Regions from separate parts of the Mus musculus genome. Here regions 2 and 3 are each linked to region 1. A link is a loop called in an ENCODE intact Hi-C map of the cell type or tissue named here. Cell type or tissue: left cerebral cortex. All regions are shown on one strand.

Region 1 (8,000 bases):
CTTCTCCAAGGTCCATGTCGCCTATCCTTTGAACTATTATCAATACAGGTTTCCCAGTCTGTGTCCATCTCTTTGGTTGTCTCCCTCAGTTGTCCTGATTGCCATGTGTCTATCAGAACCTCATGTTTGGTTCACAAAGCCCATCAGAGATTGGTTCACACCCACCTGTTCTCATCTCTCATCACGTGGACTATACTCCACACACTTTGTCCTTTCAAATGCATGGTTGCCACACATGTCAGCTTTGCCTTTCTGACACACCCCATCCACTAGTGCAGTCTGCTAATTTGCATGTGTAGCGGGACAGGAGAGAAGAGCCTAGACTTCACATCCCTGCTCCATTTCCATTTCTGTTCTGCATCGCCTTAGTTTTGTACAGGTGGAAAGCATAGCTCATTTTCCTCGGTCTTAATATCTCCATATGTGAAACCGTACCTATTTCCTGGAGCTGTTCTGAGCATTGCTGATATACCCGAGTACTAATTATGTAACCTAACAACACCAGTGAATACTCTCCAGCTATGACCTGATGCCCTGTGGCATACCTGATCCTCTCCTGCACTGTTTCATGGGCTGGTCTTCACTGATGCTTACTGACTGAGTCTTCTAGGTTTGCCTCTACTGTGCTGACCCTCTCTGCATGATAAAATAAGAGATTAGGAAATATTAATAATGGAAAAGGAATTTTTCATTATGTCACTTTCCCTTTAATCATTTGACCTTCATAGACGTCTGAGATCCTTTTCTGATAATAATCTTGTGATTCTCTCTAAAGATTTTAAAGGAACTGTACTTTTCATATGATAAGCTCATTTGTATATAAATATTTTTTCAAGCAAAAATGTTAGAATATCATTATAGCCCGTATTATACAATTCACTTAATGAGTTCTCTAATAGTGTTTCCAACATATTTTTAATTTCTTCCCATGTAGCAAGTTAGAGGCTCTTTAATTTATTTAAAATTATTTATGCAAGCCAAGACATGATTTGTCATTAAATATTGCATTTGACTTGGGGACCAATGTGTATTAAAATGTAAATTGAAATTTAACTAGTGTAATGGCATCAAAAGTGTATGTGGGGGTGCCTTCAGGATCTTACTTGGATGTTTTATTCGCTTGCAGGAAAAACATGTTTAAAATGATTTTCTATTTTTATTAGACTGAGAGAAAAGAGTTCTGACTTTTGCGTGTAAGTACTTCCTAACGAATAGCACATTGCACATGAGGATAGTCCTCATTCTGAATAAATGAATAGGCAAATTAGATATAATTGTTACAATGTTTCTTCTTTTTAAGATTGTTTTTTAAGTAATAGAGGCATCTTAATGTGCTAAATAATCATTGGTAGATAAATGCAGTTTATGAACGTGAGGACCATCATCCGAAGGGACTTTACAATTTACTGTCATCTTTATAGAATTCAATAAACCGTTCTGTTTCAGCATCTGAGCCCCTTATGCTTCCTGCATTGAGCCAATGAGCCATTAAGGATTTAAAATTTTTTAAATTGCATTGGGCAAAAGCGCCAAGGCAACTGGGACGTCGAGCTGGGGGACATATTGACAGGAGCCTCTTGATGTGATCAGGGTTACTAATCTCTACGAAACACCAGGAGGTTCTCTGGATGCTGCTGCTTAGAGATGGTTTGATTTTTAAGAGGAAGCAACACTGAGAAAAATCTCCTGTTATTTTTTATGATTCATCTGTTCCTCAGAGTGGACCCTATTGGAGGTAAAAGTTACAGATACCGAGCACTGTCTTCTATGATACTCTGGATTAGACTATGGAAATATGATAAATGTTGTAAATTATTTATGCTTATATTATTTATTATTTAGTTTGCTATCTACTATGTGATTGTATAATATGGTTAAGGATTTTGTGAGTCTGTAAGCAGATATCATTGGGATATCTTGCCTAGGAACAAGATTTCCATAACTCCACCGTGCACCATCATGTCAATCAGCAATCAGCATGGTCCTCATCTAATGCTGAAGATTCAGTTCAAATAATTCAGGAAGCCTAGTATTGGGTCTCTAATTGAGAATTTCTATTGAGCTTCCTGAATGTGAGAGCTGCTAGTTGATGAACGCCCTGTACCTCCAGTCCTGAGAATTTATGTAATATTATTTGAGGCATTTCTATTTGCCCCATTTAGGATTTCCTATGCCTGCTTTGTTCAACGTGTTGCCAAAAGATAAAGACCGTGACTGAAGGGGAAGGTCATCTAGCCATTACCAAAGTGGAACAGAGCCCCATCTGTCTGCCCATTGTATTCCCTTGCGTATTCTTACTGCTAAGCCCTGTGAGTTGCCCTCTGTTAAATAGAAACGGGAGAATCAAAATAGAAACCTTTATGTGCATTTGAGTACTTTCTTGAGGGAAATGGCAGTTGTTTTCCTCTTTCATTTCTAAGTCAGTTGTGAACCTGAACCGCCTCATGGTCAAGTTCTACTGTGTGTACGCTTCTTATTGGGAGCCAGTGTGCTTGTCATCCGCCTTCACTAAGATCCCCCTTAATCACACTAAGGCATGAACAGGGAGAAATTGGCTGGCCACCAACTACAGGGGGCTGGAAATAGCAGAGACCTAGTTACCAAAGTGAGTTTAGGAAGGTAAAAATAGGTAAATAAAAGCAGCCTACATTGACCCCCACCAAGCTGGCAGAAGCCTGTCTCCAGGGAACAACTCCCACAGGCCCTCCCTCATCCGTCTGCTTCACTTGGGCTGGAAGATACGTCGTGCTGTGGCATCTGCTGCTGGACTATTGTCAAAACCAGGAATACTCAATCATTCCTAGTTGTTTATTTTCATGGGTGAACATTTGGCAGCTTAGCCCTCTCTTTTATTCTCTGTTTTTCTTTCTCTCCTTCATCTGCTTATAAGGTGTTGTGCCTGTAGCATTAAACTCTTAGTCAAGGAAACCCTTCTTGACACTTGGCTACTTTACCTAATTTTGTACTGAGAAGGAACTATCCCTGTCCTATAATTGAGCCTGTTCTAGCAAGTTGGACATTTGGAAGAATACACAGTAGGAAATCACTATTTTGTTGATTTTTTTTTAAAAAGGGGCATAATTTGAGACATGCTGAATAAAATGTAAATATGATGTTTATTTGAGATGCTTCTAAAATATCTATGCAATTGTGGCAAGGAATGAAGAAATTAGAAAAATCTCATTTACAGCCACAGGGTGCTCTATACTTGCATGCTGGAGTGAAACAGGATTATTTTATTTTTCTTTTGGAGGTGGTTTCCTTTTGAAAAATCAGAAAAGAAAAAAAAAACTATTCAGTTGTCTCTATTGTGCAGCGCAGCTTCCTGGCTTCAGTAAATAATTTCATATGCTGGGAACTGCTGGGGCCTCTGCCTCCTGCTAGCAACATTAAATATGGGGATAAATAAATGTTCGTATACTGTAAAATTTTCAGGAGTAACCTCTTTTGCCTGCCTTGCCCCATGACGTCCTTACAGGTGTGCTGCGCTCCACCTGAGTGAGTGAGTGAGTGAGTGAGTGAGTGAGTGAGTGAGTGAGTGAATGAGCACCACTTAGATTCTCAACCTGTGGTTCACAGCCTCTTTGTGGGGGGTCAAGTGACCTTTTCAGATGGGTCACCTAAGACCTTCAGTGAACACAGATATTTATATTGTGATTTATAACATTACCAAAATTTCATTCATAAAGGATCAAGGAAAGTGATTTTATGGTTGGGGGGTCACGACAACATAAGGAACTGCATTAGGAGGGTTAAGAACCACTGTCTTAGATGCTTGGGTATAAATTCTTAGGCTCAGAGGTATAGGCTGCTTTCCCTGTCTGTACTTTGCCTGTGTTCATTATTGTCCCAGAGAACATGCATAGGTCCATCTCCCTGTCTCTGACTCTTTATTCGTACGTTATGCCCCTATTGAAGGATTATCCTACTTGTTGCCTTATACATAGACACCAGCATAACAAATCTGTTCACCCCACTGACCTCAACAGCCTCTTAGACTAATTTGGACATCCAAGAGCCTACTCTGGTATCCAGCTTCCAAATTTTATGGATTCAAGTTTCCATTTCTGTCTTCCCACAGAATTTTTTTAGGACTGTTATCATGATATTTGTAATCACAATTATTTTGAAATTACCTGTGAATTCATTCTATATGTAGATAGATACAGAGAGATAGATAGATATAGTTTTTTTTTTTCTTTTTTCGAGACAGGGTTTCTCTGTGTAGCCCTGGCTGTCTTGGAACTCACTCTATAGAACAGGATGGCCTCGAACTCAGAAATCCTCCTGCCACTGCCTCCCAAGTGCTGGGATTAAAGGCATGAGCCACCACCTCCCATCTATCTTTTTATATTTTTGAACTGCCTCAAGGTTCCACCGTTATTACCTTCACTGTTTTGACTTCCAAGTCACAAGCAGATCTTATTGTCACCTTTGTAGTGGGTACGTCTTGAACAGCAATGCTATTCATGTAAAGCTTAACTCCTCTTCAGAAAAAGGCATCTGTTCATTGTTCATTGTGATGATGTCCAGCTGTCTGACTTTCTTGTGAGTCTATGGCTAATAAGAACATGGAAGAGTCATCTTTGGCTTCCCTTATCTGGAGATGACTGCATACTGTCAGCAGTGCAGTAAGCAGAGGCCAAAAGGGAATAGAAGAGATGAAACATTACAATCATGTTACACCATGTATTACATATGTGACCTCAACTGTTTACACTGTCTGCTCTGGTCCAATATTCTCTGTCCACATACTCCTACATTGTGGGAAACAGTCTTCAATACCTTGTATGAAATGCACACAAGTTTAAAGCCTTAATTTCTCTTTTTACAGCAAAATGTCCCCTAAAGTTAAGAAAGGCAATAAGCTAGCTTTCTTCTAAAGATCAATCATTTCCCATAACCATACATTAATCTATAAGATATAAGATACTACTGAAGGATGTGAGAGGCTTAGTTTCGTAATCATATTGTAAGCTGCATAAAATCATCTAGTCAAGGAATGTATGTTTGCTAAAGTACAGCTGCAGTCCAGTAGCGAGGCTGCACACTGTGGGGTGCAGTTGTATCTACCTGAAACCATGCAAATGCTGTTTGCTTGTCAAGCCCAGTGCTAATGAGTGTCATGTTTGCACAGATGTGCCATGGAGACTTACAGAAGCAGATCTGGGAGCATGCTTTCTGAGCCCTAGTGTACAGTGAGCAAAGTTTGGTGTTTAAAAGATAAAAGTTTGGACCAGGAAAATCAGTCTTTTGAAGCATGTGAAATTATATGGAGCATAACACCTGTGAGCCAACTCTGAAAACTCAGGCCATATATGTAGTAATTGGGTTTTTTTTTTAAGTGAAATAACTGGCCTTGGAAGCCTATGGATACCCTCAAATTCTATCATACAGGATTTAAAGAGTGCTGTTTTTACTATAAAGCCAGCAGCAGCATCTAGGTATTAAGGTCTAAGTATTAAGGTGACAAATGACTCTAGAGCCTGGAACCAGACATGACCAATGGTGGAGCAATGTTCCTGCTATAGAATCGCCTCGTGCACTATACATGGAGAAGAAAAGGACATACATCTGACAGTGACATTTGAGACTATATACTTACGTTAGATATCTAGGTAAGATGGCAGACAGGTTGCTTACAAATTAAACGATGATATCAAGAGTAAGTGGAGTCAGTTCATTGGTAGAGTGCTTACTTAGCATTCAGGAGATCCTACATTTGAACCTCTGCACTCCACAAACATCCTATAATCCCAGCACTCTGAAGGTGAACAGAGGTTCTAGGTCATCAAGCTAAATGGAGAGCAAGGCCAACATGAAGGCACAACTCAAGCAAATGTTTGACATAATGGTAGACCTTAACTGAGGTTACATCATAGTGCCTAGAATTTCCTTCAGCCATGTACTGAGAGTCTTCAGGTTAACACTGATACAGCTTACTGTTGCCACTCTTTCTGTGTTTATATCTCTATGATCTTGCCCCACTGAACCATGGGAAGTGTTCTGAGATTCACATCATTAGGTATTTTTGTACTTGCTTACCCAGGTTGCATGCTTCCATATGATAAGGAAATATGGAATAGGGCTAAAGCCAACCTACCCTGTGGAAGTATATTCTGAAGTAAGTATATTCTTAGTAAGTAGGAATTCACTTGAAAATTGCTACAAAAGCAAAGAAACATATATAACTGTACAAGTCAACTATATGTCCTGAATGTTTATACAACTGATCTTATAGCAAGCTTCTTTACAAAAGTTACCACAAACCCATGCAGATAGCTAGATCTGTGGGTTCACTGGCAACAGGAATTATTTAATTCTAGTATTATACACACACACACACACACACACACACACACACACACACACACACACACATATATATATATATATATATATATATATATATATATATATATATATATATATTAGATTCAGACTTGTGGAATTCTTTAATATAGTACCATGTCTCCCTTCACTGCCCTTACTTAAGTATATTTTATGATACTTAAGTAATTATGAGAAGAATTTAATAGAAAACTATTACCCAGAGAACCTGACAGCCTCTGGAACAGGCAGAAGCACAGAGGCGCTGAGGCAGCACCCTGTGTGGGCCGGGGACAGCCGGCCACCTTCCGGACCGGAGGACAGGTGCCCACCCAGCTGGGGAGGCGGCCTAAGCCACAGCAGCAGCGGTCGCCATCTTGGTCCGGGACCCGCCGAACTTAGGAAATTAGTCTGAACAGGTGAGAGGGTGCGCCAGAGAACCTGACAGCTTCTGGAACAGGCAGAAGCACAGAGGCGCTGAGGCAGCACCCTGTGTGGGCCGGGGACAGCCGGCCACCTTCCGGACCGGAGGACAGGTGCCCGCCCGGCTGGGGAGGCGACCTAAGCCACAGCAGCAGCGGTCGCCATCTTGGTCCCGGGACTCCAAGGAACTTAGGAATTTAGTCTGCTTAGGTGAGAGTCTGTACCACCTGGGAACTGCCAAAGCAACACAGTGTCTGAGAAAGGTCCTGTTTTGGGCCTTCTTCTTCGGCCAGGAGGAGGTCCAAATACAAGATATCTGCGCACCTTCCCTGTAAGAGAGCTTGCCAGCAGAGAGTGCTCTGAGCACTGAAACTCAGAGGAGAGAATCTGTCTCCCAGGTCTGCTGAGAGACGGTAACAGAATCACCAGAAGAACAATCTCTAAACAGAGTCAACTATAACTACTAACTCCAGAGATTACCAGATGGCGAAAGGTAAACGGAGGAATCTTACTAACAGGAACCAAGACCACTCACCATCACCAGAACCCAGCACACCCACTTCGCCCAGTCCAGGGAACCCCAACACACCTGAGAACCTAGACCTAGATTTAAAAGCATATCTCATGATGATGGTAGAGGACATCAAGAAGGACTTTAATAAATCACTTAAAGAAATACAGGAGAACACTGCTAAAGAGTTACAAGTCCTTAAAGAAAAACAGGAAAACACAATCAAACAGGTAGAAGTCCTTACAGAAAAAGAGGAAAAAACATACAAACAGGTGATGGAAATGAACAAAACCATACTAGACCTAAAAAGGGAAGTAGACACAATAAAGAAAACTCAAAGCGAGGCAACACTAGAGATAGAAACCCTAGGAAAGAAATCTGGAACCATAGATTTGAGCATCAGCAACAGAATACAAGAGATGGAAGAGAGAATCTCAGGTGCAGAAGATTCCATAGAGAACATCGGCACAACAATCAAAGAAACTGGAAAATGCAAAAAGATCCTAACTCAAAATATCCAGGAAATCCAGGACACAATAAGAAGACCAAACGTACGGATAATAGGAGTGGATGAGAATGAAGATTTTCAACTCAAAGGTCCAGCAAACATCTTCAACAAAATTATTGAAGAAAACTTCCCAAATCTAAAGAATGAGATGCATATGAACATACAAGAAGCCTACAGAACTCCAAATAGACTGGACCAGAAAAGAAATTCCTCCCGACACATAATAAT
Region 2 (8,000 bases), 150 kb after region 1:
AACATGGCTATAGTGTAAATGAGAGTCTAACATGTAGCTAGCTTTCTGTGTGGTTTTATTTTCTGATCAGTAGCCTCCAGACTCTAACAGAACACCATGTTTTGTCCTGGGGTGGCTCTATTCCTTGAGCCCATGTTAGCCACTCAGGACTTCTCTTGTGTCTTTCAGGCATTGAGAATGCCAGCGACATTGCTTTGTACTCCGGCTTGGGTGCAGCCGTGGTAGCTGTTGCGGTCCTGGTCATTGGTGTCACCCTCTACAGACGGAGCCACAGTGACTACGGAGTGGATGTCATTGACTCTTCTGCATTGACAGGTGGCTTCCAGACCTTCAACTTCAAAACAGTTCGTCAAGGTCAGCGGCATAGGTCCCCCAACACCTCATCCTTAGGACCACTGGCTGCACTTACACAGGTGTCCTCCGTGTTCTTGATACTGTGCAGAGGTAGCTTGTGGTCCTGGGAGCCGCTACCAAATTGTTTCCATTCATTAACACACCATATTTGATAAAATGATTTTCTTGGTCCTCAGCAACTGTGAGGATGTATGGGTCTCAATTTATTATTGGCAACATCCAATGAAATAGTTCAACATTTGATACAGAGCACTCCTCTCAAATTATCCAACTTCATCTTTGAAGAACCCTAGTTTTAGTTTATGTGTTTAATTTTATTAACTAAGATACTGAGTACTAAAAACTGAGGACACAGCCCCAGAACAAAACTACCCAAAACCTTTATTACACTGGTTTTTAAAATTTCTTTAATTTCAAATAAATAAAAAGGGTTTAGATGATATCGGAGGGATCAGGTATGTGAGGACAAAATGAAATACCAGCCTAAATTACTTTCAGCTATTGCCAAGGCTGACCAATCTTTTGTTGTGGAGAAAGAAACATTTTTCATGTCAAGGCACAGAGATGCTCTTTTTCAGAACAGAGAGAGTCATTTAATCCTCTATTATGAAGCAAACCTATCCCTGAATACAAGGTGGGGATGAGACACATTTGGTTTTAATATTATGAAAAAAGTAACTGTCTCTCTTCAAAGGATGAAGTTTTGGACCGTTACCCTCATTTTCTATAATGTCCCCTTTATTTCTATTCATTGTATAGATATCACCTATTCTAAAGGCTAGACAGTTTCTGCACTCAGCATTTATTGGGTAGACAGATTGCTGAAGTAGAAGCCCAAACCTGCTAGAACAAGCAACTGAGATAAAGCTTAGAGAATAGGCTTCTCCCCTTGGCTTTTATTTTTGGGTACCTTGGTGTTAAGCCATTATTTTTAAGCCACTATTGTGTACAAGTTCACCTGCTTTGAAGTCAGTTACGTTAGAATATGAAACCGCTATGAAGCAAAACAGTTATTCTGAGTCACCATTTCACAACTATAAAACAGGAATGCTAACATCCTCCTCATGGTGTTCTTGTGAAAATGAATATGCTGAGACTAACCTGGGGAAGCCCTTGGCATTTGAGGAGAGCTCATTCTCTCAAGATAGCTCTAGATGCTCACGTGTCCTCTAACCATGGGACAGCAGCATGCTCTGTGGAGCAGCAGGCAATGAATATGAGAGGGAGGTAGTTGCCTGGCCTGAATACGTTTGGGCGACAGTGATTTACATAGATTGGCCAATGTCCTCATGGAGGAGTGATTCAGAACATCAGTATATTGCGAATCTCTAAAAAGAAATCATCTTATCAGATCGTCTGACCATTCTGTTTATTTTTGGCTAAGAATCTCATAAATCTCAGGATAGAAGACAAAAACTCTTTTGTTAACTGCTACCATCCCCATATCCATTGCCAATGAATCTCATTTTTATAGACTGTGACTTTGACCTCCACTGTCTTCAAGGTGATAGCTTGATGAACAACATGTCCGGTACCCCAAGAAGGGGAACAGCAAGAATGTTAAGCAGAATTTTGTCCTAGTTTTCTTTCTGTAATGAAATTGTAATTAAATACCCCCCCCAAGAGAAAGTTAAGGGAAAGATAGTTTATTTGGTTTACAATTGCAGATGGTAGCCCATCATTGCTGGGAAGTCAAGGTTGATATTTGAAGCAGCTAGCCACAGGCATCACGGTCTATATCAGAGAAAATGAATGCTTATGCTTTTACTTGTTCTCAGCTCACATTCTCTGCTTGTACATAGTTCAACACCCAGGGAACGATGTTGCTTTAGAAGGCAGCTTCTTCCCATATCACTTAATATAACCAAGACAATTCTCCACAGACGTGATGGAAGGCCAATCTGATTTTGATAATCCCTTATGCCAGGAGATTCACGCTGAGCCAAGTTGACAGTTAAATTAAAACTAACCATCGAAATCATCTTGGGTATGGTAGATGTAGACGACTTGTTCCACAAGTGTAAAGCCCTTGGGTTCAATAGATAAGAAGATAGAAGGGAGGGATGGAAGAAAGATAAAAAGTCAGGCATATGGAAAGAATACAATGCTTAGGTTAAATGAGGAAAATTGTTTTTTAAAGAGAAGGGAGGGGTAACAAGACAGCAGGAAGAATAGCTGGCCTTAATCAGGCTTCGGTCAGGTTGGCAACCAACACTTTCAACTATAGACTTATACATTTGAGTGTGTATATGTGTGTGCTTTCCCTGTGTGCTTTTCTATGTCTGTCTGTCTGTCTATCTCCACTCTCTCTTCTCTCTTCCCTCTCTCCCCTCATGTGTGTGTATATTTTCTCTGTCTCTGACTTTCTCCCTGTCATCTCTGTTCTGCCTCTGTTTCTGTCTCTTTGTGTGTTTTTCCTTTTTGTTTTCTGTCTGTCTGTCCCTCTCTCTTTTTCTCCCTCCTCTGTCTGTCTCTGTCTCTCTTTTAATTTCTCTGTCTCTCTCTACCTTTGGCTCTCTGTTTCTGTCTGTCTCTTTCTCTATCTCCCTGTCTCTCTGTCTAGCTCTCTGTCTGTCTGTCTGTCTGTCTCTGTCTCTGTCTCTGTCTCTGTCTCTGTCTCTGTCTCTGTCTCTGTCTCTGTCTCTGTCTCTGTCTCTCTCTCTCTCTCTCTCTCTCTCTGTGTGTGTGTGTGTGTGTGTGTGTGTGTGTGTGTGTGTGTATGTGTGTGTGTGTGTGTGTGTGCATCTGGGTATTTTCCATGTCTGTGCTAAGTATCAGAAATATTTTCCCCCATATGCTAAGCAAGTCTTTCAAAAGTAGCCAAAAATTAAGATATGAGTTTTTGAAGTCTCCATGGAAACTGCTATTTCAAACTGTTTTCAAATGTGCTGTGTTCTTTAGTCCTCCTTTTTTCCTGTGGAAGACCACAGACAGGAGCAAGGTTATCATCTATTGAACTCTGTGTGGTCCTGTTAAAAAAGACTGCTTGATGGTGGCTGCATCTTAGCACAACAGCCCCTAGATGGAAAAGGGGCAACATCAAAGGGCCATTATAGTTGCATTATCTTTTTGTGTATTTTCTCTGTGATTCTTGATTCTTAGCCTATCCCAACAAGGGGTGAGAAAATCCACAGTGATGGCTCCCCTCATGGCACTGTTACAAATTGGGAAAATAGACAAACAATAGAGACTAATACAATACAACCTAGAATTGAAGCATTTTCAAAAATACCACATTTAAAACATGTTTTTTTTGGTCAGGTCCCAAAAGAATATTGCTTAATATGATTTGGGTTTCTACTTGAGCTGTCATATTGACGAACTGGTAAGGGTGGGAGGCTGGGGAGTGAGGGTTATTCTGTTATTTACTAATAAATGCGATTACTTCATCACGAGAAAAATATCACAGCCTTTTTAATATCTGGCTTGGAAAAAAAATGGTGAGCCCAGCAGATGACTAGAGCACTGTCCAATTTCTGCTGTGTTGTGTGAAGACTGTTTTGTTCATTTTTTTTTAAACCAGCAAGGTACCTCCTTTCTGAGATGCTCCCACTTGCAATCCAAGCCACTCTCTGCTGCAGCATTCTTTCCCTCACAGAGTGACATCTGTGATGTTCAAGTACATTGGCCCCTCAGACTTAGAGTGATTCATAAGTCCCCTGAACTATTTGCTCCAAAGCATGCTTGCTCCCCCGGCTCCAGGAGCTGCTTAGAATTTTACAAGGAATTTTCCACCTCCTCTGTGGGCTCTTGTCTGCAGCACCAAGAGTCACTACACGGTAGCATCTCTTGCTATTTAAAAGGAACAGATGTTATTTTGCTCCTAACTGGGTTGCAAAACATCTTTCTGGTTTTTGTTTTTTTTTTTTTTCCTTTCCTTTTCTTTTTTAACTTTTCTTTGCCAGTTAAGATAATCACACAAACACTACCTGAGGCAAGTGGCCCTAATCCAGTGTCAGACATGTTTGTCTTGAAAAGGAGGCATGTCAAGAGTGTTAGATGTGAGGGCAGTGAGGGCATGATATTCAGAAACTGACCTGGAAGGTCAGAGGTCCCCATTCCCAGCCACTGGCATGGTTCCACCTAGGTTAGCAGGGGAAGCTAATACCAATCAGTACATCCAACGCCAATACAAGATGTTCTCCTTTTAATAGAGGCAACTGCAAAAAGAGTGATGGAGGTGTCTTTTAGTGTCTGAGTGACAGATCATCTTTTTTTCTTACTAGGAAATTCTCTACTACTGAATCCTGCCATGCAGCCAGATCTGACTGTGAGCCGGACATACAGCGGGCCCATCTGTCTGCAGGATCCGCTCGACAAGGAGCTCATGACAGAGTCCTCACTCTTCAATCCTTTATCTGACATCAAAGTCAAAGTCCAGAGCTCATTTATGGTTTCCCTGGGAGTGTCTGAGAGAGCGGAGTACCATGGCAAGAATCACTCGGGGACTTTCCCCCATGGAAACAACCGCGGATTCAGTACAATACATCCCAGAAACAAAACGCCGTACATCCAAAATCTGTCATCACTGCCGACAAGGACAGAGCTGAGGACAACTGGTGTCTTTGGCCATTTAGGGGGACGCTTAGTAATGCCAAATACAGGTGGGTGGTAAGTGTGTGTTTGCATATTTTCCTCACTTGTGTAAATATCTTTTTATAAGTATGCAATAATCAGATTCATTTGGAAGTGATCAGCGAAGGCTGGGGCTGCACTTTGTGTGCCCAGGAGCCCAGATGTGCAGCTGAAATAGAGCAGAGCCATCTCTCTGCCTGCCAGCAGGACAGAAGACCACGTTGATGCTGCTGATCGCCATCTTTTAGCATTATACCTATCAGGTGGTATGGAGAGGCTCCTGGTTTTGAGACCCACTGGAATATGTCACCTAGGGCATGGTAAGGAGGAAAAGAACACAGTTCTTTTCTACAACTGACAAGTACCATATTTAGCCAAAGCACATGTTTGCACTGACAAATAATTTAGGGCACGGACAGTCACATTTCTTGGGCCCTCGATAATTATTTTGACTATTTTTAAGTGATTATTACATTGGTTCTTGGCAAGCAATGACGATGAATCATTGCATTGTTGCTCTTTAAAGTTCAAACATTAGTTCTAGAGCTATGCCACACGCACAACCCATTTCAAAGTATGTGTTTCCCTTTTTTGGGTTTTAAGAGAGGAGATTTCTCTGGATATTTGTAGGTGGATATTTCTGATCCCTGGCACAGGTTACTTTAAAAATGTCATCCCTAGCTGTCGCTTGATCTTCACGGTTGTTGCCTGAAGCCAGAGTAGAGGGAAATGAGATTGCTTTCTCCTCTTAGTCCTAAGCCGTGGGAGGCAGGTGAGTTCCATGGCAGATATCGAAAGCAGAGAGGGCCAGGAACATTAGATCTAGCCATGCTCTTAGAAACTGAGTATCAAGCGAGTGCTCAATGAGGAGAGATGATCAGGATTTTATCCCATAAAATGAAATCTGTGACAGGATTGGTCTTAGACTATGACTGCAGCTACCTTACCTATCTAGTAGCTTAGACTTGAAACTGAACTTTCTCTTCACTTCATAATTTTAACCTCATTCTATCCCAAATTAGTTGTGTACTCTCACACCCAGTTTCAAAATATAACTTACTTCTGGAAAATAGCCTAAGTTACGTCTCTAGAAATGATGATGTTCCCCAACCTACCTTGCCAGTGTTTTAGGGCATGCTGGGATTCTTATTTCCCATTAGTTTAAGTGTCCCATATGAGTGACAGTGTATGATGACAGTCTAACTTGTCTCACTAGGGCATAACTGACCAATAGGACTCTTCTTTTAGAAAGAAGCAGTCAGCCATATTTATCACATGAATTTGTAAAACATATAAAAACGGAACATGCATCCCTTGTTTTACCAAAGACTAGGATGTGAAATCAGAGTCACATGAAGCCAGTGAGTTACTACTATGCCTTTATCAAAGCTCCTCACGCATGTTCCCATCCTTATGTGTACAGGGTTCATATGTGTTTGTGTTTACATATTGAACTAGTGTCAAGAGCAAACTATTCATTGCCCATATTTGCTTAATTTTCATCAAAGAAAACATGGAAATGAAACCTGGATGAATGAGAAATATTTCTTTCCCCTCGTATCTCTCTTGAGAGACATCCTTGTTGAAAACTAAAACTCTGATAGCTTGTTGGCGATCCCCACCCAGTTTCACCATAAATGGGATGTTTTTAAGTCTCCTGACAAGAACCACTGGGCAAGATTGAAGCTGCACATTTCAAATGAGTTTTAGGAAAAAGAAGTATGAGGTATTGAAACAAGCTCCTTGGTCTTTGTAGGGCATGAATGCAAACTATGCCCTGGGGAACTGAAGTGTCCAGAAAGCACGCCACAGAAATTAGATTGCTCTAATGCCATCCATCCTGAATTGCCAGGCGCTACACTCTGGAACTCATTTATTATGCAAAATATGAAAGTAGAAACTCTGACAGGTGGTTCTATTGTCGTATCCAATTTTAAAAAGCTGTCAGAGTAGCAGGTGGAGTTGGGGAGTTGTATTTTCTTTTAAATCAAAGATCAGTGGTGAATGACATGTTGCAAATGGAGAGTTCTTTAGGGGACCCGAGGCATGATAATCAGCAACTAGCCATCAACATGCTAATGTCCACTGTTCTTCTACCCTTGGCCCTGGGATTAACTCTTTTCAGCCTCCATGTGTAATGTATATTTGGATAGGAAGTATATTTAAAGGCTAGTAGAAATCATGAGTGAGGGAGAGTGAAAAATGTAAGGGCCACTTTAAAGAATTGATTCAGGTTGAATTGGGAGTATCTTGGATAATGTTTCCACCTAAACATAGGGAATTAAGCTTACCTGAAAGAAGTGGGATAGTGTAGGCCCAACAAATAGTCCCAGACAATGATGGTGCACACAAGACAACATAACTCAGAACCTGATTTTATACTAACAATTTTGAATCCTTTGCGTATCTTTTCCTATTTGCAATATGTTTATTCTGGGTCCGGCACTGTGCTAAGTGTCATTACTGCAACAGGGCCCAGTTGCCTAATTATAGACTGAGCTTCTATTGAGGAGTCTTCATGATTCTTTGTCTTCGTGGCATAGAGATAATGGAGAAGAAACAACAGAGAAATAAGTGCCAAACTGAATCAAGGCTGAATGAAGGTTCAAGGCAACATGTGAACCTTAAATATCCCATCTGTTAGCATCTGTGTTCAGTACTAGGAATGGGTACGGCTACAGTTAAGGAAGAACAGGAAATGTAAGGGGCATCTGACTGGAGGTCCCCAGCATGCCAGTTACAGTTATCATACTACTGATGTGAAGGTGTAGAATGTAAATGCCTCTCCTACTGAAAAGCCATGAACAGAATTTTAATGAGTCCCATTCTTAGTTCTGGTGAAAGATGCTGATGATTACTAACCTGTTACTGAATAATGATGTGAATGTGAATCACAGATAACCTGGTTCACAATAAGGCTCACATTCCTTGACTCTGTAGCTGCTAACACACATACACACGGAGAGAAGAACAAGAAAGCTTGTCAACAGCAACCTGCAAGCTTCCTCTGCAATTATCTCTAACAAAAGGGAAAAACGGTGAAAGCTGTATTATTCAAAACATAGGAGGAA
Region 3 (8,000 bases), 130 kb before region 1:
ATCCCACTCCATTCCTGTCTCTCGTGTTATCACCTAATGATTACTAGGCAGCCCTTTTTTTTCTGTGCCAGTATTTATCCATCACTGGTCCTAGAATTCTATTTTAAGGTTTGTAAAGATGCTGTGACAAATAATTACTGAAAAATGAAACAGGACTTAACAAGTTTAACAAGGTATAAGTTCCAAAATGTGGGGGGGGGGGAAACTCTTTCCTCTGTCCTACTGCAATTGGATATTTTTAGTGAAATGTGAACAGTGTTGACTTCTTGCTCTTGCCAAAGTAAGCGTATATTTACTATGAGATATGTCCTGAGCTCCTCATTAATGTCAATTCTTTGAAGCATTGTATTAGTCTTGATGGATAGATAGTATTGTGTGCCTTCATTATTTTTGGTTTGCAGATGGAAACATAGTAGTGGATTAACTTACACTCATGAAGCAGTGGAAAAGTTCAAGCCTATGGTTCTATCTGTTGCCCAGTAGTTTAAAGTATGAACTCACCAGAAATTTCTACATCTCAAATTTTCTGTGAACTCCTGTTACATTCCTTATTTTCTAAATCCTCCAGTGGAGTTTTTTTTTTTTTTTTTAATTGGGACTATAAACATTTTACCTCAGAAAGAAAATCCAATTTGTTTTCCCTGTACAGTGACCCAGCAGCCAATTGAATGGAATTAGAAAGTCCTAGGGTGAGATCCAACAGCATATCCTGGGGAATTGTGGTATTCTAGGAGGCATGTTCCCTTAGTTGGATCTGCTTCACGTCATCCTGCTTACTACATAAGTCTTGAGCCATCACTTAAAAGTAGTCAAAGGCTAGTTAAGAAAGTTCCAAAACTACATATAAGTGTGAAAACAAAAGTCTGATTTGTAATTGCTGTTCTGATTAGGATTTTATAATACAGTCTTGTATTTAGTTTCAATAGTGTGAGTGATATTTGGTTTCTTTTTCTTAGTTACTATAAAGGCTTTGCTACATGCAATTCATAGAATCTTTGGGTGTCCATAGAGTTTATTATATTTGAAAAGACTTTACATTTTGTATAAGTCATTGAGATGTAATTCACTGTTTACCTTAAAAGAGCCCATTACACAAGATCAAATACAAAGTCACATAGTGCTTCATGAATTTGATTTTTTGATGCTAACATTTATCACCATTTGTACATTTATTTGATGCTAGATATGGATTCAATTTTTTTCAGTACTAAAGAAAAATCCAGTTATACAATTAACCCACTCTCATTTGTGCATAAATCCCATCCACCCTTTCAAGTCTTTGAAAGATCTTTGTGGAAGAATTGTGTATGGTTCCAGTCTATTGTATAAAACCTGTTGCAGGGTTGAGTGTTCATTAAACATGCCTTGACATCCAGATTTTCTGGACTTCTTAGTAGTTTCTAGTTCTTGGCTCACCTTATGTTGTAAATTCCTAGGGTATTAGACTTGCTTTCCAATATTTAAGACTGTTGCTTTATAGAGGAAATCCAACTTCTACCTATCAGGTGCTTGTTAATTTCCACTCATCCCAATGGCCTGTGAGTTTGTCCAAATTCAAAAGTGGGGACTCATCTCTATCTAGGCTGTTTTTTATGATTTCATGAGCAGGTACCTTTTGAACCTTAACACATCTCCCCTTTGGTACATAGGTGAATTACACTGAGCACAGTATTTCTCATTACTGCGCCATCTTCCTTGCTGTTATCCACAGAACAGACATGATGGTACAGATGCTGTTGGCCACTGTTGTAAATGTCCTCTGTAGGAGCTCATTGAATTTGAATACGTTCTGGAGTAGGTAGGCTTACTTCTCACCATAGCACAAAAAAGAAACATTTTGCCTAAAGCTACACTGCAAAGAACTAGAAAGGCTATTTAGTGGTCTTAAATACATAGTAAATGCTTATTACCAAATCTATAAATACCTACTAGGTGCCCATTGAATTGAAGTCCATTAAAAGTGTATCCATCACATGTCTATGTTTTCATATGAAGAATGAGACAGTTGCAGGGGGCATTGTTGTTCAAGAGCAAACCTCTAGCTAGCATGAGAGCTGCAGCTCCACCTGAGAGCTTCTTATCACTAAATTATCACCAGGTCATCAAAGGCATTGTCTCTGGTGAGCACCAGGCCAGAGTTAATGTTCCTGTCTCTCTATTGATATGCATTATCTTTCTGTCCTTTGAGTCATTAAAATTGACCTTGTCTATTATCTCTTCTTTCAAAGGGTGGGGAGGTTGACTTTTCTAGGAGATATGCTCAAACTGAAATGACATTTGAAGTCCTTAAATATGTGCCTCATAAGCAAAACGGCCTGTAAATTACCAGGTCATATTACAGTCGTCCATGGTTTTGGTGGACTGACTTGTGGATCTCCATGAAAGACAGATTACAGGTCAGGAAAAATTACCCTAAGCCATTTATATGCATCCTCCCAGCCTTTTAATGGTGGAGAGATTAGAAAAATCTAGCACTGTCCTCCTTCCCCTTGTTTTCTGTTGCCACTGCCTGCTGCATTTCTATTGAGGATCCATTACATGGGAAATAGAAGAAGGATTGCTCTACCATGAAGTAAAACATCCCACCCTACCTCACTGAAAGATCTAAAATTTTCCTTGACAACATCCCTTGGTGTTTCTATCTCCTGCAAAATTTTCTGAGCCTTCTAACCTTCTACTTCCCCCTTTGCTTCCAGCACAATTTTTGACCTATAGTAGCAAAATCATTTGTCATCTATTAGAAAACAATGTGTTTTAAGGATCATGGTGGCCATAAGTTAAAATTTACATTTAAAAAGAAAGGGGATGGGTAAAGCTGTTGGCTTCAGAATTCTAGTGACTCTGGTCACCAACACTATATGTCACCATTAAAGAGTCCAGACTAAGCCAGGCAGTGGTGGCACACACCTTTAATCCCAGCACATGGGAGGCAGAGGCAAGTGGATTTCTGAGTTCAAGGCCAGCCTGGTCTACAGAGTGAGTTCCAGGACAGCCTGGGCTATACAGAGAAAGAACAAACAAAAACAACAAAAACAAACAACGACTCCAGACTAATTGTTAATACACAAAGTTTTTGACCAATAGAGTATGGGATTCCAGTGTGTTGATTTCTTATTACTAAGAAATTTAAAGAGCTTGAGACATGCTAGGTAAGAGTATGTGAAATTGCTCCTGTCTAAAAGAAATGCAGGGACAAAAAATGAAGCAGAGACTGGAAGAATGGCTGTCCAGCGATGAGCCCTCCTTGGGATCCATCCAATGGGTGGGCACCAAACTCTTACATTATTATTAACCCTATGTTGTGCTTGCAGACAGGAGCCTATGATGGCTGTGCCCTAAGAGGCTCTACCAGCAGCTGACTGAGAGAGATGCAGATACTGACAGCCCAGCCTTGGACTGAGCTTGGGGAAGGATTGAAGGTACTGAAGGGGATGACAATCCCACAGGAAGATCAATACTATCAACTAACTTGGACCCCTGGGAACTCCCAGAGAATAAGCCTCCAACCAAAGAACATACACAGGCTGGTCTGAGACCCCACATGTGTTGGGGGCCTCAGACCAGAACTGCCTTGCCTGGCCTCAGTGGGAAGGATGCACCTAATTGTGTAGAAACTGATACTGGGGGAAGCACACTCTCTGAGGGGAAGGGGAGGGCAGATGGAGGGGAACAGAGGGCAAAGTTTGGGATGTAAATGAAATAATTAATAACATATATATGATTGTTTGAGGAAACTATTTTAAAAAGACTTGCAAAAAATGTTTAAAAAGACTTACTCCAGTTGCTTTGAAAGCTGTTGATGGTAAATATAACCACAGAGAGGATGAATGACCGTAACTTCCTATAATCATAGGAACATACACAATACTGGCCTCTATTATAATCACTTTCCTACATAGGTAACACTGTTATCAACTTCCTTGAAGTCACTGACACTTTAGGTTAGTGCCTCCTGGTGGGCAGCAGCTGCAGAGCAGCTGGGAGTAATTAGAAGCCTAACTCTCTGCTTCCCTTCACCTTCCCTTCCCTCAGCATACTTCAGTGGTACCCAAGAGCCTTTCTCCTGTTCAATACAGGGTTCAGATAAAGCCATAGGCTGTTATCTTCCAAGTTGGTGTGTACTTGATTGAACTGCTCAAATTTCCTTTATTAAGCCTTGCCTTTATAATCCCATTTTGTCTCTTGCCTTAGACAGGTCCTCTGGTATTCTTTCTAGCTACCTTTTTTTGTGCCACCATAACTATACACTTATGACCCAGTACAGAACTCAGGTGAGAGGGGAGAGGGCAGAAAGAACTCAGGGGTGATGGAGGGGTAACTGGGAATGGGGATATCGCTTGAGATGGAAACAAATGGAATGATTCACAATTTTTTTTAAAAACAACAAATGATTGGAACCTCTCAGGCTGTCTGTACCATGATGCGTGAGCTCAGAGCATCTTGAGTCTTCCATATTTGGTGTTCGTTCACTGAAAAGAATTTATTTTGTGTAAATTTGGATAAATCAGTAAGCAATGCATGCTTTCTTCCTGTTCTCATATAGCCTCTTAAGTTAGGATCTTATAACTTTATTTGGGAAACTCGAATGATTTAATACCAGCATTTTGTCAGTTTTGCTTGTTTCGGGTACTCCATTATATATTTTAATAACAAAACCAACCAACCATCCAACCAAACAAGATACTCCATAAAGTGATTGTAGTCTTTCTTCTATCCTGCTAACCTTGGCTGCAGGCCTTGGTTTTCACATATTATTTTAATATGTTTGCATTTCTTCAAGAGACTCTCTTCTATGAATGAGTTGGTCTCTTGCATTGACAAAGATGGTCTACTGGCTAAGATGTGGCCTTTGGTTGTACGACACAACTCCAGACTTGTTTTCGTGATTTTTTTTCCTTCTCTGTCCTTACAGAATACAACCCTGCTTACCTTCCTTCTCCGCAGTTTCCCATCTGTCCACATTAGCTAATATCAGTCTTTTCCTTATGAAATTTATTACTTTTAGTTATTCTGGAACTTTCACCAGGTATTGAGGAACTGAATTATAGCAGTATCCTGGTGTGATTATGGATCTGAGAACTTCTTGTTGCCTAAGTTTTAGCTGGTGTTGTGATTCTTAAATAGAACTTTTCTGGGTTTAACTATGTCTAGATATTTAGGATATTTCCAAAGTCAAATCATTTCGTGCCATAGTATAGGACATTTGCTATTTTAGTGTGATACTGGCCCATGCTATAAAAACTAGACTATGTGACCTAGTTTTGAAAGAGGTTTGAGGATACATTTTGATTTTCAAACCACAGGGAAATTGGTGAACAACCCATTTCTAAGAGCACTTACCTGTTATGAACACACACACACCCCCCCCACACACACACACACTGTGTGAGATTGTATTTGCCCACGTAGGAGCATGTTGGGGCCAGAGGTTTATGTTGTCTGTTTTTCTGGATTGTTTTACAGCTCATGTTTTAAGACAAAGAGTCAGAGTCAATCTCTCTCTCTCTCTCTCTCTCTCTCTCTCTCTCTCTCTCTCTCTCTCTCTCTCTCTCTCTCCCCTGGTCCCCCTCCCCCTCTACTCCCCTCTCCCCTCCCCCTATTTCTCCCTCCCTCTTTCTCTTTCTCCCTCCCTCTTGGTCTCTCTCTGAACCTGGAGTTCATTGTTTCTTCTAGACTGCCTGGCCAATAATCTCCTGATATCTGCCTCTTCATTGTTGGAGTTGCAGGTGCAGGCCATCATCTCCAGCCTTTACATGGGTGCTAGAGATCTGAACTCAGACACTCATGCTTTTGCTGCAAGGGACACATGGGACATCCATCCCTCCAGTCCTAGACTGACCTTTTTATCTTAGAATTTGAGAAAAGCAATATTGTTTTGGAGCACGTCTCATAGTAAAATATTTATTTTCTATGATTCATAACACAGGTATTCTTATTACCTGCCTTTCCTGAAAGGTATGTGCTGCTCAGTGCTTTCTGAAAACAACCAGCCATTCAATAAAAGACTAATAATCTTTTATAAAATTTACTTACCTAGTTAGAAGACTAAGTGATTAGCTCACATATTAGCAAAACCTCATAAAATAGTTATTGGGTATCAGACTTTATTTTTTAGCCTTTTTATATGAATTTGGTACATTTGGTCATTAAAGTAGTACAAACTGGTGTGTTATATTAGCTCAGTACTGTCAGTGAAAAAAACATGCACTAAGAGGTAAAATGAACTTGCCTGAGGTCACAAATCATTTTCAAGCTAACAATTTAACCATAATCACGAGGAAGTTTTGATTTGCAAACATATCCTATAGCGAAGCACTCGTTTTTTATTCTTGTACCACGATGTCTTAGGGTAGATCTTAGGAATGTATCCCATTACTGAATAGAGCTACGTTTAGCTTGTACTTGTTTCTGACAGTCTCTTTGTCTATAGGGTTCATATCTTTCTTCTCTCTTAGTTGATTCCTCCTCTCAATTTTATGTTCATACATGGAAAGGGAGAACGAAGTCCCTTGCTTTTGAAATTTTCTTCATGAATCACTAATTCAGGTCTTTGCTTTGTGAAGGCCTTAACATTTCAGGCGATGCCCTCACACTGCTTACCTTGCAGCTCACTTCCAGTAAGGAATGGTAGTTTATTCCTTTTGCTTCTGTAAAGGAAATATAAATGGCTTTCTGTGTATGGTGAGCTCTTTATCAAGGGCACAGAACCCTTGCATGCACAGTGCAGTGATCTTGTGTCTAGTACATTATAATCAATTACTTTTGATAGATAGTTGTGTGATTCAACATTGTGGAAACCATGCACACTGGTATGATGTATGTATGTGTGTGCATGCACAAAGAAGATAATTCTGATGTCTCTTATTGCCAAGCACTCAGCCACATGATGGTCTTCTAGTTACCACAATATGGCCACAAAGGGACACAAACATAGACACAGGCTTTCTCTGAATCCATTGATTTAAAGCACGAAATTAGCCTTAGCGATGAATTTTCACAACACATGCAGACAAAGAGGGACATCACATCAACAAATAAATGGATATTACTCACTGTTCCTGATCCACAGGTATTTATTGTCTAAATGGACTCCCGTGAAAGACTTCTGATGGTAAGATAACAGACTTATGGCCTCTTAGATGGAGGCATTAGTATTCTGACCCAAGAGCTTCGGGATGCATTAGAATACTTTGAATATTTTCATATCTTTTTACTGCGGGAGCCTTTAGTATTAGAACAAATTGATGTGTATAGTTCAAAAAAAGCTGTTTAGCATGTGATAGCAGGGAATTAACTAATGCATTAATCCTGCAGGCTTCTGTCTTGAGCATGAATGCAAAACTCAGCTGAATATCCACAGCCTCCCTTGTGGAAAACCAATGACTCCACAGGAAAGTAGGGAAAGCTATTTGTTATCTAGCGTCAGATGGCAGAAAGCTAGTGTTTTCTTGCTGTTGTGTTTTTCCCTAACCTCAGAATTTCTATCCCTGTGACCAGTAGCATTCTGTCGCCCTGATGATAGTGAATTTGCATCCCAGAATCCCACAGTTCCTTTTTTTAGTCACTATGAGCTTGCCCATCTGCACACCCAAATTCCATCAAACGGAGGCTTGGGATTTAAGAACAAATGCATTGTATTTTAAGGGACTTCAAAAGTAGCTTTGCTAAAAAGGAAATCTAAGGCAAATTTAATTTGAAAGTCCGTGGCATTTCCCAGGAAACTTTAAACGTGTGGTATCCCCAGGCGATGGCAATCTAAACAGTGGCCATTTGGAGCTCCTACTGGGGCCAGTCTGACGACAGAGTCTAAAAAGTAGGCAAGGCATGAACACATCAGAATAATTTTGTTCCTTTAACATTTATTTCTAAATGTGTCATCAAGGGAACAGGGAAAAAAGAGGCTAAAGTCCTCCGGCATTCTCTGTTAATTTCTTCTCCTAATTGCTGTTTGGCCCAGTTCTGTGTTTATCTATGTTCAGTCCTTGTAGGCCTCTTGGCTG

What was found. Peaks named below come from ENCODE experiments on the same cell type or tissue, not always from the same donor. Only the 100,000 strongest peaks of a DNase experiment are listed, where the experiment ranks them.
Region 2: it touches region 1 in a loop (5-fold over the local background); 3 of 42 quality-filtered maps call a loop at or near these places.
Region 3: it touches region 1 in a loop (2.2-fold over the local background); 2 of 42 quality-filtered maps call a loop at or near these places.

The regions. Positions count from the first base shown.
Region 1 is chr8:28,866,032-28,874,031 of GRCm38, reverse strand. All of the region lies in intron 3 of Unc5d (unc-5 netrin receptor D), which reads left to right. Among named protein-coding and RNA genes, the nearest start is that of Gm32505, 170 kb to the right of the region's middle. In left cerebral cortex, a CTCF peak has its summit at 3,195; DNase peaks (open chromatin) are centred at 2,656 and 3,303; H3K27ac peaks cover 1,944 bases.
Region 2 is chr8:28,716,575-28,724,574 of GRCm38, reverse strand. Unc5d (unc-5 netrin receptor D) reads left to right here. Exons shown (of 18, transcript NM_153135.3): 10 at 169-354; 11 at 4,581-4,958. Among named protein-coding and RNA genes, the nearest start is that of Gm32505, 22 kb to the right of the region's middle. In left cerebral cortex, no CTCF peak of the experiment used is centred here; DNase peaks (open chromatin) are centred at 1,487 and 3,998; H3K27ac peaks cover 4,240 bases.
Region 3 is chr8:28,992,390-29,000,389 of GRCm38, reverse strand. All of the region lies in intron 1 of Unc5d (unc-5 netrin receptor D), which reads left to right. Among named protein-coding and RNA genes, the nearest start is that of Unc5d, 220 kb to the left of the region's middle. In left cerebral cortex, a CTCF peak has its summit at 3,967 (motif pointing left); a DNase peak (open chromatin) is centred at 7,632; H3K27ac peaks cover 947 bases.